2 separate regions of the Homo sapiens genome follow, and region 1 is linked to region 2. A link is a loop called in an ENCODE intact Hi-C map of the cell type or tissue named here. Cell type or tissue: right lobe of liver. All regions are shown on one strand.

Region 1 (8,000 bases), 260 kb after region 2:
TAACCATAAAAGGGACAAAGTAGATCTATGGACTGTCTTGGACAGATTTTCGTGATATATTCAAGATGCAGAACAATATATATAGTATGATCCTTCTTTTAAAAAACCATATGTATATGTATCTATAACTGTGTGTGTATCTATACACACACATACACACATATACACACAGATACACAAAGCACTCTAATTTTTATGTTTATTTTTTTAGAGGTGGAGTCTCATTCTGTCGCCCAGGCTGGAGCAAGTATAGTGGCATGATACTAGCTCACGGTAGCCTCAAACTCCTGGGCTCAAGTGATCCTCTGGCCTTGGTCTCCTGAGTAGGTGGGACTATAGGCTCATGCCACCAATCCTGGCTAATTTTTTGTTAGTGGTGTGTGTGTGTGTGTGTGTGTGTGTGTGTGTGTGTGTGTGTGTGTGTTGGGGGTGGGGTAGGGGCGGGGGTGGAATGTCTCGCTTTCTTGCCCAGGCTGGTCTTGAACTCCTGACCTCAAGTGATCCTTGTGTCTTGGCCTCCCAAAGTGCTGGGATTACAGGCACGAGCCACTGTGCCTGGCCACAAAACACTCTAATGCTCATTACTTTAGGAACCAGCTGGGAAGGCTACAGACCAAACTCCTAATAGTACTTACTTGGGGGGATAGAGGGGAAACTGGTGTTTTTTACTTTATAGTTTTCCCCTGTCCACAAAGGGTGGTACTTTGTGTAATTTATTTCCTAGTTGGTGTTTTCTTTCAAATTAAAAAGGAAGGGAAATAAAAGTATGCTGGTCATCATAGAGGTGAGAAAATGACTCACAAGGGGGCGGTGGATTTGCCCAGGGTCGCCCAGGTCTGTGTGGGGAAGTGGCCGGCTGTTTAGTGTGTGCAGCAGGAGAGCTCAGGGGCTCCGACTGAAGTTAGTCTGCTGGGAGGCCCCTTGCTCCTGCCTTGTTTTTGCCCTCACAGGCTGGCTCCAGGGCTACACTCCTGCTATACTCTGCTCACCATCTGTTAAGGGAGCAGTTGGTAGGCTGTGAGCAGCGCCTGCCTCCCTCCCATGTCTAATTTAACCAGTCACCCTTCTCTCCGTCGGCCTCCACCAAGGCTGTGGGATCATTCTTTAATTACTTACAGGGGTCAGTCACCTGATGGGACGCCTTTGCTGGAGACAGACGGTACTGACAAGCAGATTAGTTGCACGTTGGGAGGTGGGAGGAGGGAGGAGACGAGGAGAGTGTGTGTAGCAGATACGAGTGGGTGGCTTCAAAATAGAAATTCATGAAGGCTCTAGGAAAGTAATTTTAAACACTGTTCATTTAGAGGCTGTGGTTCAGGGGTGAGCAAAGCTGGAGGCAGCCCACCCAGCACATGTTGACCTTGCTTTCCCGTCAGACTTGGGAGGGAGGAAGGCAGGAGTCTCCTCAACTCACCTTTGCAGAGCTCTGAAACTGGGTCTGTTCAAAGTTACACCTGCTCGTTTCTTGTGCCCGTGAATTCCTTTCTAGGAATGATCAGGCATCCATAGGCAAGATCTTCCTCGAGAGTCAATAGACCTGAGCCCAAATGTCAGCTCTGTGTCTGAGCTGCCATGTGACCTTGGACAAGCTGCTTCCCTTCCCTTGCTTGGGCTGAGTTTCTAACATTCCCAACTCAGGGGATCAAAAGAGGTGAGTCCTGTGGACTTCCACAGCTCTAGAATGTTCTGTGAGTAATATGCCCCTACTTGCTGTTTGCAGGGAGGCAGCCATGAGTTAGATAAAGCCCCGGAATTCGAGGCATCCATCCCTTCATGCTGGCCACCAAGCAGACCTGTGGATGTTGACTTGTCTCTTGTCTGCCCATAGATGTTGGCTTGGAATAGGGAGGAGGTGGGACTTATTTTGAGCCCGAGTTCCCCATGTACAAAATGGGGCTAACAGGATTTGTCTTGCAGGGTAATGAGGATTTGTGAAAACATGGTTGAATTCCTGGCACATGGTAGGTGCTCATTAAATGGTGTTATACACTTAGTACTTGGCATTCCCAGCCTTACTTTTTGTCTTTGCTGGAAATATATTCCATGCGGGGAGGGAAATGGGAATGATCTTACTTTATAGATGCCACTTCATAGAAAGCATTGGCACTGGGATTGCCAGCCTTTCCCAAAGCAGTGTGTGTTCCTTCATCATTCTGCTGATGATGATCATTTATGGAGCAATTTACTATGTGAGGTACATGATAACCCCAGTCTCCTTTAATCCTCGTGAAACCCTATGAAGCAATAAGGGACTATTATTATCCACACTTTATACATATAAATGAAGAAAGTGAGGCTTTGTGAAGTTGAATGATGTTCCCAAGGTCACCCAGTTAGTAAATGCTGAAGCTGGAGTCCTCAGTCTTAGTTATTAATGTAAGCTTGCTTTTCAGGACAGAGAGGGCTTTGGAGGACCAGGAAGGGCTCCAATTCTGAGGCAAAGGCTGTGAAACACCGGGGTCAGGCAGGAAATCATGCCCTTGAATTCTTTAACAGGGCAGATTTTTTAAGTCAGAGACATTAACGATCAGCTCCGTATAATGTTTATGGCCTGTGTGACCCTGCCCCGTGGTGCTCGGTAGACCCCACTGCCCATGTGTGCCTGATGATTCCATTTCTGTCTTGCTTATTGCAAGTGACCTTGAATTACCTAAAACCCAGGGAAATGTGTTCTTAATCTGCCCTTTTAACAATGCTGATTTTACCCTTCCAACTCAGATTTAAATAACCTTTCCTTCTGTGTTGTCGTGAGTGTAAAGAAGCAGCATCATGAAAAAGCCCAGCCCTAAACTCTCTGTAATTATGGGGTATGGTGGAGAGGGAGGGGCACTGAAAAGGAAATAATGGGGTCGTGAGACCATTGGAAATTGCACTGGTTATATTCAGTAGCAGAGCTGGAGATTTTTGCCTGCTGCTGGGAAAAATTTAAAAAGCAAAACAACCTCTGCCTCAGCCTTGGAGGTTTAGCTGTTGAATTTACTCCCTTTAATTTGAGGCACCTGAGGCTCCCATTTTGTGGTGTGATTGGCTGGACTTTCCACCACTTCTTCCTCTCTCTGGCCAGAGAGAAACTTGGGGACGCTGAGGTGGTTTGTAGCAGCTGTCATCAATGTCCGCCTTTCATGTCCACAGTGGTTTGGAGCAGAGGCCCAGAAATGCTTGGGGAGTCTCTGTGAATTCAGAAGAAGTCTCCTTCTCCCACTCCGCTGTCTGACAGCAGGTTAAAAAAAAAAATTACAAAGAGCTTCCAGGAACAAAAAGTGGAGATGATTTTTTTTATGGCCCTTAAAGACTTGAAATTTGCAGGAGAAATGCCGTGTGGTTGCGTAATTCTATATGTGGAGTATCTGGAATTATTCCTGGAGAGGCGGGCAAGCACCCAGATTAGAGATGTGTAAAGTGCAGTTTTGTCTTGCAGTCCAAGCAGGTGAGCATTCAGGCCTGTGGGAAGGAAGGAAGGGAACAGCAGGTGGCAGTAACTGGGAAGCTTGCCTCTGAGTGAGATTAACTAGAATGTATTTTTCCGCTGCATTTAAAGAGCCAGTGAAAGGGGCAGATTTACCCAGGGTCACGTGCCTGGTCAGTGCCTTAAATGGACCCAGGGTGTCAGCCCCCTCTGCCTCGACTTCAACAGAGTTAATGTTTCCCCAGAGACTAATAGAGGGACCGATATTAGGGATTCCGGGGACAAGTACGAACAGGTCTTTCGATTTACATTTAAAAGCAGTAGAGAGCAGGAAGGAGATTTCTGGCATTTGTGCAGTTTAAAAACCAACTAGACAAAAAATCTTGATGGAGCTGTTTCCCAATCAGCCTGGCAGTCCTCTCAGCATTGACGTCGTGAGAATGAAAGCTTCTCTGAGAGTGCCATTGGGCGGTGTCCCTTCCAAGTTCTCCAGGAAGCAAATTTTGGACCCTGGCCGCTGACTCAGTGTGGCCTGCTGGGTGGCTCCCTGTGCCTGGGAGGCGGCCCTGTCAGTGTCCCTGGGCTCAGCCCATAAGCAAGTGCCCCAGGTGATCCTGCTCCCATTCAGTGACTGGAGAGGCAGAGGGAAGGGGCTCCCGGGCAGTGCGGGTTCCAGGTGGGCACAGCTGGTAAGCCGGGCGGCTGGGCAGGGCTCTGCTTCAGGTGTGCAGAGTGGGTGTGAGTTCTGCACAGCACAGGAGGTGGTTTCTGCCCTTACCCATTGGGCAGGGAAGGAAGCTTGAGAAATCAGACTTGATTTTAGCAGGACAGGAGCTTGTGGGCTTCTGAAAGAATGCACGCCTCAGTGGTACAGGGTTCTGGGGGTATATGCAGCGGCTGCTCCTCTCCTCCTCCCCTGAGCCCTCTAATACTGATCTCGCACTTTCCTGGCCTTGTCCAACATCTTGGGAGGCAGAAAAGCATAGTTTATATGTGTGCTTGTCTTTATACAAGGCTCTGTGTGTGAGTGTGACTGTGGGTGTTTATTTAACTCAAGAAAAGTCCAAGGGACCCCTCACACAGAGGAGGTGAGGTGCATTGGACAACCTGGGCCAGGACTTGGAGGACATGTCTGCCCCGATGATGACTTAGGCCCAGTCCCTTAGTATCCTTGGGATATAGCCCCCTGATCTGCCCCAAAGGTGGAGTTGGGCGACAGGAGGGAGGCTTGGAGATCATTTCTCGTGTCCCTTCCAGCTCTGAAATCTGTGAGCAATGTTGTCCAGTAAGGCTGTCTCTACCAGGTAACACATGACTGCCAAGTGGGTATTTTAATCACTGTGATTTCAGAATAACAGGGCGAGCTCTCACAGAGCATTCATTGCTTCATCGATCATGCAGTCCCTGTGGAACCTGAGTTGATGGCGGGTCTACAGTCAGTTCAGTTTACTTGTAGCTGTCATTGATCAGGTGCAAACATGCTTTTCAAAGCCTGGAATCATTTTTTTTAAGTTGGATCATATTTGCTTATTATAATTGGTAAAATTTGAGTGTTGCCCCTAGGCTCTCAGAGGGAACAGTTTGGAAAGTGCTTCCTTCCAAGAAGAGACGAGATGGTACTGCGCATAAGCCTCCTTTAGGGTTGGGTCTTTATGCAGGCAGATAGTAAGTGCTTCTGGAACGTTTTGAGTTCTGCCCCCTACTCCATGAGCCGCCGCAAGATCTGGCTTGTTGGGACCTCATGGGCCAGTGGTCAGGCCCAGCATTATGAATCTCTTTTGGCCAAGTTCCTGGGATAGGCCTGTTTCTTCTTTAATAACTGCAGTGTGAAACAAGTCTTATTTTGAGTAAGAGAGTGAGGCCCCGGGTGGCGTTTTTGTGTTTGCCTAAGGGAGATGCCTCATCTCCAGCCACCCAGATGTGACTGGAGAGAGCCATGATGCTGCTTTTGTTTGTCTCTAATTACACTTAATAAGATGGGGGCAAGGGAGGAAGGCATAAGAGTGCCATAGAAACTCCAATTTCCCCTAAAATTAGAAACCCTGAAACTCATGAGTTGAATAGAAAAACCTAGATAATTTGCCGCCCCCTTTCTCTATTTTGTTCACCTTGCTGGCTGATTCTGCCTGATTTTAAGTATTTGAAATATGTCTCAGCCAGATTTTCTGGTCCTCTTTCCTCACCTCTCCCCTCCCTTCCAACAGAAGGGAGGCCCCCATGTGGTCTTCTTGCCTAGCTGGGCCTCCTGTGCCCCAGAGCGAGAATCTGAGAACGCAGGAATTGGGTTGGGACTGTGGGAAATTTGCATGTGCCATGGTAACCAGCAAGGGGATCCTGGGGGATCTCAGGTTAATGATTAAGCCCTGAGCCTTCATTCAAGCCAGGCAGTGGCAGTGGCCCTCAGGATTTGCAGCCACCTGCCAAACGCAGGGCCTCTTACTTCTGTTAGCTTTTCAGGCCGAGTGAAGATGGAAACTGTCTTGGAGGGATACCGAGGGGCTGGCCGTGTGCTAGTGAATTTGCTAGCAGCCACAGCCCTGCCGTGTCCTCCTCTGAGATGAGAGTGTGGGCCAGCAGGTTAGAACTCTGAGGTTCAGCTTTCATCAATTGCACTCAGTTTTAAAAGCTCACATTTGTCTTTCTTTTTGCGTAAGCAGAAAGCATCCGACCCTTCCTGCTCTGGTGTTTTCTAGGGGCAGCAGTAAGTGGGCTTTTCCTCCTTCCCTGTTGGGCAGGAGAATGCGGAGCTGCTCATTAAAGTCAGCAGATGAGCAGATATTTGGTCTTCAGCTCTTTCATTTCCACCTCTTTGCGATATGAGACAGCAGACGTTCCCAAAAAGGGCTTGCGGTTTATGTTATCGGTAACCCATTTCATTCTTCCAGATGGTGAGTGAAGGACCTTAAACTCCATACAGAGAAACAGAGGCTGAAGCTGGGGAAGATTGAATAACCAGTGCCAGGGTGGGCTTCATCCTCTTATCGTGGGACCAGCTGTCCCAGTGACTTTCACTTGTCGGTACTGCAGTCCTTTCTGGAAAATGTCCTGGGACAAGGATGGTGCCCAGATGTGGCTGCATTAATTACTGTAAACCCCATAATGAAGAAGATGTCTCCTTACAGCCCCCTTTCAGTCCTTGAATGGCCTCTAGGAGAAAGTCTGAATGTGACCTCCCTTTCTAAAAAGCAAGGAGTGGGACCAGGAGGAAACAGGCCGCAGGATCCCGGCCTTCTGCAGGCAGTGGGGCCCCAAATATATAATAATGTTGTTTTGTTTCAGTTATGCTTGTTTTTATGGAAATCTTCTGTATGGCACAGATACTAGTGTCTCCTTTATGGCAATGAGATAGTTTCTTTTTTAAAAAGTGAGTAGATTTAAGAGAAAATATTAAATAATAGTACTGGTGGCATATGCCAGACTTGATGAACAGCCCATGTTTGAGAAACCCTGTTTGGCTGCAGCAACACATGTGCAGCAAGGAGGGCCAGCAGTATTGGTGAGGAAGCTCCAGGAGTGACTGAGAAAGAGATCTTACTGGAAAGTCTGGCAGAGTCAGTGCGTGCACAGCAAGACCGTCACGGTGGCAGTTTCTTTCCGGGATGGGCAGGCAGGTTTGTACAGGTTTTGCTGCAAAAATGAGGAGTGTGTGTGCATGTGCATACTGTTTTTTCCTTCAGTAGCAGTAATATTTTACCCTTAAAAATGCCTCTTGAGGCTGGGAGCGGTGGCTTATGCCTGTAATTCCAGCACTTTGGGAGGCTGAGGCAGATGGATCACTTGAGGTCAGGAGTTCGAGACCAGCCTGGCCAACATGGTGAAACCCCGTCTCTACTGAAAATACAAAATTTAGCCGAGTGTGGTGGCGGGCGCCTGTGGTCCCAGCTACTCGGGAGGCTGAGGCAGGAGAATGGCATGAACTCGGGAGGCAGAGGGGCGGAGGGTGCAGTGAGCCGAGATTGCACCACTGCACTCCAGCCTGGGCAATAGAGTGAGACTCAGTCTCAAAAAAAAAAAAAAAAAAAAGGCTCTTGACCAACCAACTCTACTTACACACAACTTGATGTGACAATTCTATTTAGATAATTTCAACCACAGGGAAACAGCTCAGGAGTTTCCAAGTAAAAAGCCCAATGGGGAAAATCTCCTTTTCAAATTCTCCCACTTTCCGGACAGTCCAGTGGTTCTCAAACTTTTGTCATTGTCAGCATTGCTTGGGGAAGCTTATAGAAGATGGAGGACCCACCCTGCTGCACCCAGCTAGGCCTCTGTGCGCTGTTTCTCCCAGGGTGATCCCGATAACACTAGTGTTTGAGATCGTGGCCCAGGTTGTGAGTCCCAGCCCTGGCTGCCATTAGAATTTCCTGGAGACTGTTAAAGCTATTGAGGCCTGGATCCCACCCTAGCAAAGCCCCACTGGAATCTTGGGGTGGGGCCTGGGCATTGGAATTTTTAAAATGCGCCTCAGGTGATGCGGTTGTGTGGGCAGGTGGAGACTCACTGGCTTTGATGGAGACTCTTAGGGAAACTTTAACGAACATGTGGGAATGCTTTGAGGAAGAAGCAAAGGGCGGCATGAGGCACTGAAAGAAATGAG
Region 2 (8,000 bases):
AGTTGGCTGTAAAGTCATTCAAACCTTCCCAGTTCCTTTTCTGAGACCCGTCTGTGATGGGTAATTTTATGTGTTAATTTGGCTAGGCCACGATACCCAGATATTTGATCAAACATTATTTTAGATGTTTCTGTGAAGGTATTTTTTCGATGAGATTAGCATTTAAATCAATAGACTTTGAGTAAAGCAGATGACCTTCCACAACGTAGGTGGGCCTCAACCAACCAGTTGAAGGCCTTAATAGGAAAATGATTACCTGCCCAGAAGAAGAGGGAATCCTGTGAGTGGACTGCCTTTGGGCTCAGCTGCACCTCTTCCGTGGGTCTCCAGCCTGCCTGCTGACCCTGCAGATTTTGGACTTTGCCAGCCTTCACAATGGCATGAGCCAATTTTAAAAAGTAAATCCCTCTCCCTGTGCATATACATCCCATTGGTTCTGTTTCTCCAGAGAACTCTGACATCCCTAAAGGCTCAACCTATTATTTATCCTGACTTTGGGCCTACACCTATGTTTAAAAAAGTAATATTCTAAAAGAGTGGCTGCTCAGCAATGGGTATAGGATTATTGAATAACTAGTTTTCAGTTAGTGATGAGCTGGTGGAGTGTATAGAGACTAATGCCAGGGTTCTCACAACTGTAGCAATAATGTAACTGAAGAAAAGAGGCTTACCCTGTTGATGTTCAACATCAGCAAAGATCCTTTTCTCCCTGCTGTAGCTCTTTCTGCTTGAGACAAAGTGTCCATGTTATCGGGATCTGCTATGCGCCATCAGGCTCCCTTTAGTTGCCCTTTGGGCTGCCCACATCCATTTCCCCTTCTCAATAGCCAAAATTCCCTTTGGGGCATTACCCTTCCCCAATGTGGATGGCTAATTGTGGGCAGTGCTCCCACTAGGGATGCTCAAGGGGCCAGACCTGTTTCTCCTGGCTCCCATCCAGCCCGAGTGTGAGCATGTGACTTCAACCCAGCCAATCATGGACTCTCTCCTGGGACTTTAAATCAAGTGACATGAGAATAAGAGGGTGTATTACTCCGTTCTCATGCTGCTATGAGGAAATACCTGAGACTGAGCAATTTGTAAGGGAAACAGGTTTAATTGACTCAGTTCTGCAGGGCTGGGGGGCCTCAGGAAATTTACAATCATGGCAGAAGGGGAAGCAAACATGTCGTTCTTCACATGGCGGCAGCAAGAAGCTCAGAGCAAAGACGGGGGAAGCCCCTTATAAAACCATCAAATCCCGTGAGAACTCACTCACTATCACAAGAACAACATGGAGGTAACCACCCCCATGATTCAAGTACCTCCCACGGGGTCCCTGTGGAGATTCTAGATGAAATTTGGGTGGGGACACAGTCGAACCATATCAGAGGAGAAGGTTGGTGCCATGCATTGCAGAAGAGGCAGGAGAGGCATCAACATTTCTACAGGCTCCTCTGGTTATGAGACTATTTATGGACTTTCTGTGAACTCTGTCCAGCTTCTTGGCCTTCCAGTGTGCTCGTGGTTCTGGCCATTTCCAAGCCTATCAGGCTCCTGTCAATTTTGCAAGCCCCTGTGAGTCTTTGCTTTGATTATCCAGAATTGGCATCTAACCAGCAACCAAGTCCCCCGACTGATACAGACCGTTGAGTACTGTCTCCAGCTCTGCTTTAACTTAGTGATGTCATTTCACTTCCCCAAGCCTCAGCTTCCTCATATGTAAAATTAGGGAATGAGCCTAGATCTGTGTTCTGCAAATATGTTTCAGCCACAGGAAATTTCATGCAAACAAATTTTCCTTATAGGAGCAGATAAATCATAAAACTGGTCGACGCAGTGCTGCTCTGGTTAAAGAGAGTCCTGTCCTCTTGGCACTTTCTCAGTAGTGCCCTGCTGTGACTCCTGCAGGGTTCCATAGAGCACGCTGGACTAGACAATCTCTAATACCATAAAGGGACAGGGGTGTACTCTCTCTCCCTCATGGCAATGAAAAATAGTCTGGGTTGATTTAATTAACTCAGGGAGGCGTCATATCCACAGTTTCTTATTGACAAAAACTTGTTTCTTCTCTTCTTGAAGGAAATGTGCTTAGCAAATGTCTGTGATATGTTTAAACACACACACACACACAACCAATTTAGCTGCCAAGTTTTTTTTTCTTTTCTTTTCTTTTCTTTGAGACAGAGTCTCGCTCTGTTGCCTAGGCTGGAGTGCAGTGGTGCGATCTCGGCTCACTGCAATCTCCACCTCCGAGGTTCAAGTGACTCTTCTGCCTCAGCCTCCCGAGTAGCTGGGATTACAGGCACTCACCACCACGCCCGGCTAATTTTTGTATTTTTAGTAGAGACAGAGTTTCACCATGTTGGCCAGGCTGGTCTCAAAGTCCTGACCTCAGGTGATCTGCCCACCCCAGCTTACCAAAATGCTGGGATTACAGGCATGAGCCACTGCACCCAGACAGCTGCCAAGTTTTAAGAGCACTTTTTATCATGGGGAAGGCACAGCAAAACTACAAAAAGCAAACAACAACAACAAAATCTTGAGTGGGGATGTTTTAAACCATTTAAAGTGTCTCTTTTTAAAATTTTTTATTTTTTAATTAATTAATTAATTTTGAGGCTGTGTATGAGACTGGCTAATTTTTGTATTTTTAGTAGAGGTGGGGTTTTGCCATGTTGCCCAGGCTGGTCTCAAACTCCTGGGCTCAAGGGATCCACCCGCCTCAGCCTCCCAAAGTGCTGGGATTACAGGCATGAGCCACTGTGCCTGGCCCAGACACACTTTTTCTCACAAAAAAAGTGCTGACTTATGCATTTATCATGGAGAAATACTCAATTCTATATCTCAAAGACCCAATAAAATAATCTAAAATGGACAAGACTCTATTCACAAGTGCCTTAAAGAGACACTTTAGACTAGGCACAATGGCTCACATCTGTAATCCCAGCACTTTGGAAAGCTGAGGTGGGTGGATCGCTTGAGCCCAGGAGTTTGAGACCAACCTGGGCAACATGGTGAAACCCATCTCTACAAAAAATACAAAAAAATAGCCAGGTGTGGCGGTGCCTGTGGTCCCAGCTACTTGGGAGGCTGAGGTGGGAGGACTGCTTGAGTCTGGGAGGTTGAGGCCACAGTGAGCCAAGATCACTCCACTGCACTCCAGCCTGGGCAACAGAGTAAAACCCTGTCTGAAATTAAAAAAAAAAAAATCTGCCATAGGCCTGGTGCGGTGGCTCACACACTTATAATCCCAGTGCTTTGGGAGGCTGAGGCAGGAGGCAGCAGGAGGATCACTTGAGATCAGGAGTTCAAGATCAGCTTGAGCAACATAGCAATATTCTGTCTCTACAAGAAATTAAAAGAAAAAAATTAGCTAGACATGGTGGCATGTGCCTATATATAGTTCCAGCTACCCAGGAGGCTGAGGTGGGAGGATCACTTCGAGGCTGGAGTAAGCTGTTATTGCACCACTGCACTCCAGCTTGGGCAATAGAATGAGACCCAGTATCCAAAAAAAGAAAAAAAATCTGGTGTATATTTAATTCCATGAAGAAATCAAACATTATCCCTCCCTTTGGCCTGTAGCACCAGGTACTTTGCTTAGGATTTTCACACACACAATCTCATGTATTCTCAAACAACTTTCTGGAAAAGTATCATTTATGATTCCTGTTTTATTGGTGAGGACACTGAAGCTCAGAGAGATTAAGTCATTTACCTAAGCTCACATAGATAGTAAGCAGCCACTAACTGCATGGCTGCAAAGCTTATGTTCTTTCAAATATAATACTCTACTCCTTTCGTTAACACTATGCATTTGGAGATATTAAAGTGTAGAATAATTTGACTACATAGTTCAGTGGTCTTTCAGCTTTCTCTTCTAGATACAGCCTCAATAGGGAGACCCAAAACTCCCAGCTGAAGAAGCATCAGAGACCTCTGGGTGCCTCCCTTGGGTTCCATGTGTCTCTGCAGGAACACTGGTAGAGTTAGTTCTTGAAAGGAACAGTCCTCTTAACCCTGGGGAGTCTTATTTCCTATGGCCAGTTGAAGTTTCCTCTAGGAAGGCAAGCTCATTTTAACAAACTACAATCAGGAATAAATATTTACAACTAAAAAAAAGGGTTTTGTGAAAATGAATTCTCCGACTCTCTTCTTTGTTACTCTACAGACATCATCAGTCACTGAAGATAATGACGGAGTTATGGGATTAGGGGATATGGGATACGGGATATAAAGGTAACTATGACCTTGCTCAAATAATTCTAATTTTGACTCTTGGTTACCACTTTGTCCTTGTCAGCTGTTCTTATTTCTAAAAATGATGGTACTCTAAAGATAATCCAAAGAGTATTTATTCATTCCAATGAAGTTAATCAACATTTGCATATGTGGTTTACTGGGCAATAAATCATTTCTAGGTACTGGTCCTGAATATGCCACTTCATAAGTAACTGTGTACTCTTGGGTAGGTCACATAAGCCCATTGAATCTTATTTTCTTCATCTCTGAAATGAGAGATTTAGATGAGGCATTCTGTAAACTTTAAGATTCTTATTTTGCTGGTTACTTTCAAGGACCTGGGAGCTATGCAATCCCAAATGTGTCCAGCAGAGGTCAGGAGATGTCACTAAAAGCTCTGAGGGCTACTTTAATCCCAGTTAGCTTTGTAAATAGTTTTATGATAGTCCCTACTCTCTGTGTTACTTACCTGATTTTTTTAAGGTTGGGCAGGCATTTTTCTTGAAAAATTAAAGTAGGGATGCATTGTGTGCTTTAGGCCTCTTTCTCAAATGTAAACCATTTCTCCCCTGGCCAATGCCTAGTGAGCAAAGGTAAATTGCCCAACAGAAGGTGATACGTGGGAACAGTTTAACCTTTGGTAAATGTAAGCAAGTATGGATGCTATGGCAAATTCCATTTCGTCAAAACTTTCTCTTTATGACAAAGGATTTCTAAGCTCTAGCTAGTGATCTAATATTTTGAAAAAATTCATGATCACACCACTGCACCAGCCTGCGTGACAGAGTGAGACTCTGTCTCAAAAAAAAGAAAAGAAACATATTTATCCAGCAAAATTATCGTCATAATATGGGTTTCAATCAATATTTCTCTTTTTCTCTCTCTTCTGGGTTTCATCAGAAAAATTATCTTGGAAATATACCATTGCAGAGATAGAGACTCTTAATAAATATTTAAATATTATAAGCATTGGTTTATTTAGGCAGAAACAGGAGGACTGATTTAAATGTGGGTTGAATCCAAAGAATTGGGAATCACAGGAAGACCCTGCAGCAAGGTCAAGCCCGTCACAAAGAGCTGTTTAAAGAAAATGTAGTAGAGACAGTCTGGAAGTTAAAGTTGACTCTGGGTAAGACCCCCATTTAAACCTTGGTCAAGTTATTTGGTAAAGTTTCTTAACTTTCCTGGAGATAAACTCCCCCATTTCCTTATCTATATAGTGAAGACAGTGGTAAAACCTCATAAGATTTGTGTGGGGATTAAATGAGCTAATACACATATATAAAGAGTTTAGGAAAACACTCGCCACACATTAAATGAGCAATAAGTGAGAGCTATTGCTGTCATACATTTTATTAGAGAGGAGTGTTTTTAGAAAAAGCAAATGGGGAACAAAATCACTATGTCTTTTTCTAAATCTCTTTCATGACTATCTCAGACTAGGTTTGATGATTCTGTAGTGTGTTTCAGCCACTGGAGCTGAGAGACCCCGGCCCGGCCACCTGGCCATGCAGACTTGACTGGCACCATCATTCCCAGCTCACAGCAGCAGCAGAGGCAGCTGGATGCCCATTCCTGCCAGCCAATCCTTATCCGACTGCCGGCCCGTCAGCCAGAGTCAGAGGCTGCCTTCCCCATGGAGCAGGGACTGTCGGTGGCCTTCCCCCTCTCTCAGCCCCACGTGGAGCCTAGGCTGGTGCTGAGTTGCCTGCTCCCTGCTTGGAGGTCAACTTCCATCCAGTGCTTCATCTTTGGCCTCTGAGGCTTTTCTGTTTTTCAGCACTCAGGCCAGGTGAGGGTGGCTCATGCCTGTAATTTCAGCACTTTGGGAGGCTGAGGCTGGTGGATCACTTGAGCCCAGGAGTTCAAGACCAGCCTGGGAAACATGGCAAAACCCCGTCTCTACAAACAATAAAAAAATTAGCTCAGTGTGGTGGCACACACCTGTAGTCCCAGCTACTTGGGAGGCTGAGATGGGAGGATTTTGGGAGCCCAGGGAGGTCGAGGTTGCAGTGAGCTGAGATCGCACCACTGCACTCCAGCCTGAGCAATAGAGTGAAACTGCCTTAAAAAAGAAAGAAAGAAAGAAAGAAAGAAAGAAAGAAAGAAAGAAAGAAAGAAAAGAAAAGAAAAAAAGAAAATTAGCACGTGGTTTACTCATTGTCATTACTTCTTCCCCTGCTCTGGCAGGCGCCTCTAGGACAGGTCTGCACTGATCTCTCCCACCATCGCTAACCCACGGTAGGATGGACTGGGCTCTGAGAAAGCTGGGAACAGTGGGCCAAGCAGGGCAGGGAGGGCTATGTGCTTCCTGCAGGAGAGAGAGCTGGGTCGTGCTGCGCTCTGATGATGAGGGGTGTGAGCTGGGTGGCAGGAGGCATGGGCCAGGTGGGATGGCTCCCTCGAAGGTTGGAGAAGGGTTGGCAGGGGGGCAAATGAACAGAACATTCCAGATCAGCTGTGGCACCCATCACCCACCATGGGCTGTCCAGCAGGGTGGGGGCCAGAGCAGGATTGCTACAGCCTGCTCACATCCTTGAGACCTTTCTGAAGACCCAGGCCAGTCGTCGAGGGACCTCCCAATCACTCACGTTCAAAACCAAAGATTAAAAGGGAGATGGCTGTCTCCTTACACCGACCATAGCTCCAAACTTTCTGAAAAAGGCTTAAACTCTTAAGGTTTGTGCTTACTCAAATGGAAAGAAAATGGGAGGAAGTGTCAATTCAAAGAGAAACTTTCTGCTTCCTTCTAAAGATGACTGCAGCCTAATTCTGGCTCTGACACTGTCTTGCTCAGATCCAGCCAAGCTCCTGGCTCCTCCAGGCCTTGCTTTTGGTGCCTGTAAGGCAGCTCTGGAGTAATGGGGGCAAGCCCCACCTGTGAGGAGTGGGGGAAGGCGTGAGTGTGATTTGTGATTGCTGATACTTGATGCCCACATACCTCACTCTCAACATGTGTTACTATCAGTGTAATTTAAGATATTTTTATAAAACCAAAAAAAAAAATCTAGTGTCTTACCTTGTTGGAAATCCCCTTTGGGAAAGTGCTAATACTAACTATTGAACATGTATCCATTGCATTTATAATTATCCTGATAATAACTGCCATTTATTTAGAAAAAGTATATAGAAAGCCATGGTGCAGTAACACCATTCTTCCCATTTTACAGACAGGGACACTGAGCCTTAGGGAGATGAAGCAATTCTGCCTAAATGCAGGCCGCTAGGCATGCATGAGCTCAGAGCTGGCACTCTTAAACCCTTCTGCGTGTCTCCATGCACAGTGAGTTCCTGCTCGGCCCACCCTCAGGGCTCTGCGGACAGGCCTGCCTCAGGACCTTTGCAGGTGCTGCTTTCTCCCTCTGGGATTCCTCTCCCCTCCCTCCCGCCCCCTGCCCTTCCTTCAGACTTCTGCCCCATGCCCGCTATTACTGAGCCTCTCCCTCCCATATGAACGGGTCCACCTCTTCGCCCTTTCCCTTTCTTGTTTGTCTTCCTCCCTTCCTCGTTTGATCATTCTCTGTCTGCTTCCCCCACTAGAATAAAGACCTGTGGGGTCTTTGTTTTGTGCATGGCTGTATCTTTAGGATCTAGGAGAAGGTGCTCCCTCACTATTAATTCAACAAACCAGTGAATGAATGAGTGGCCGCCAGGATTAGCGGGGCTGGTGGGCAGAGCAGAAGCAGTCTGGATGCCGAGATTTGAGGGAAAGCTCCCTCCAAGCCCTCAGGACTCACTGTAGGGTTAACTCACTGTAGGGTTAACAGGGCCCAGCT

The links. A loop is a pair of places that touch in the nucleus more often than their neighbours do. Peaks named below come from ENCODE experiments on the same cell type or tissue, not always from the same donor. Only the 100,000 strongest peaks of a DNase experiment are listed, where the experiment ranks them.
Region 1: it touches region 2 in a loop (3-fold over the local background); 6 of 110 quality-filtered maps call a loop at or near these places.

The regions. Positions count from the first base shown.
Region 1 is chr17:27,490,929-27,498,928 of GRCh38, forward strand. The region is part of intron 1 of KSR1 (kinase suppressor of ras 1); the gene reads left to right. Among named protein-coding and RNA genes, the nearest start is that of KSR1, 38 kb to the left of the region's middle. RefSeq lists enhancers at 5,026-5,095, 5,836-5,885. In right lobe of liver, a CTCF peak has its summit at 3,455 (motif pointing right); DNase peaks (open chromatin) are centred at 3,523, 3,913 and 5,763; H3K4me3 peaks cover 842 bases; H3K27ac peaks cover 3,772 bases.
Region 2 is chr17:27,232,298-27,240,297 of GRCh38, forward strand. It overlaps LOC124903956 (a long non-coding RNA gene), which reads right to left. Exons shown (of 2, transcript XR_007065676.1): 2 at 5,562-6,126. Among named protein-coding and RNA genes, the nearest start is that of MIR4522, 58 kb to the right of the region's middle. RefSeq lists an enhancer at 6,474-6,573. In right lobe of liver, a CTCF peak has its summit at 4,583 (motif pointing right); a DNase peak (open chromatin) is centred at 4,594; H3K27ac peaks cover 1,207 bases.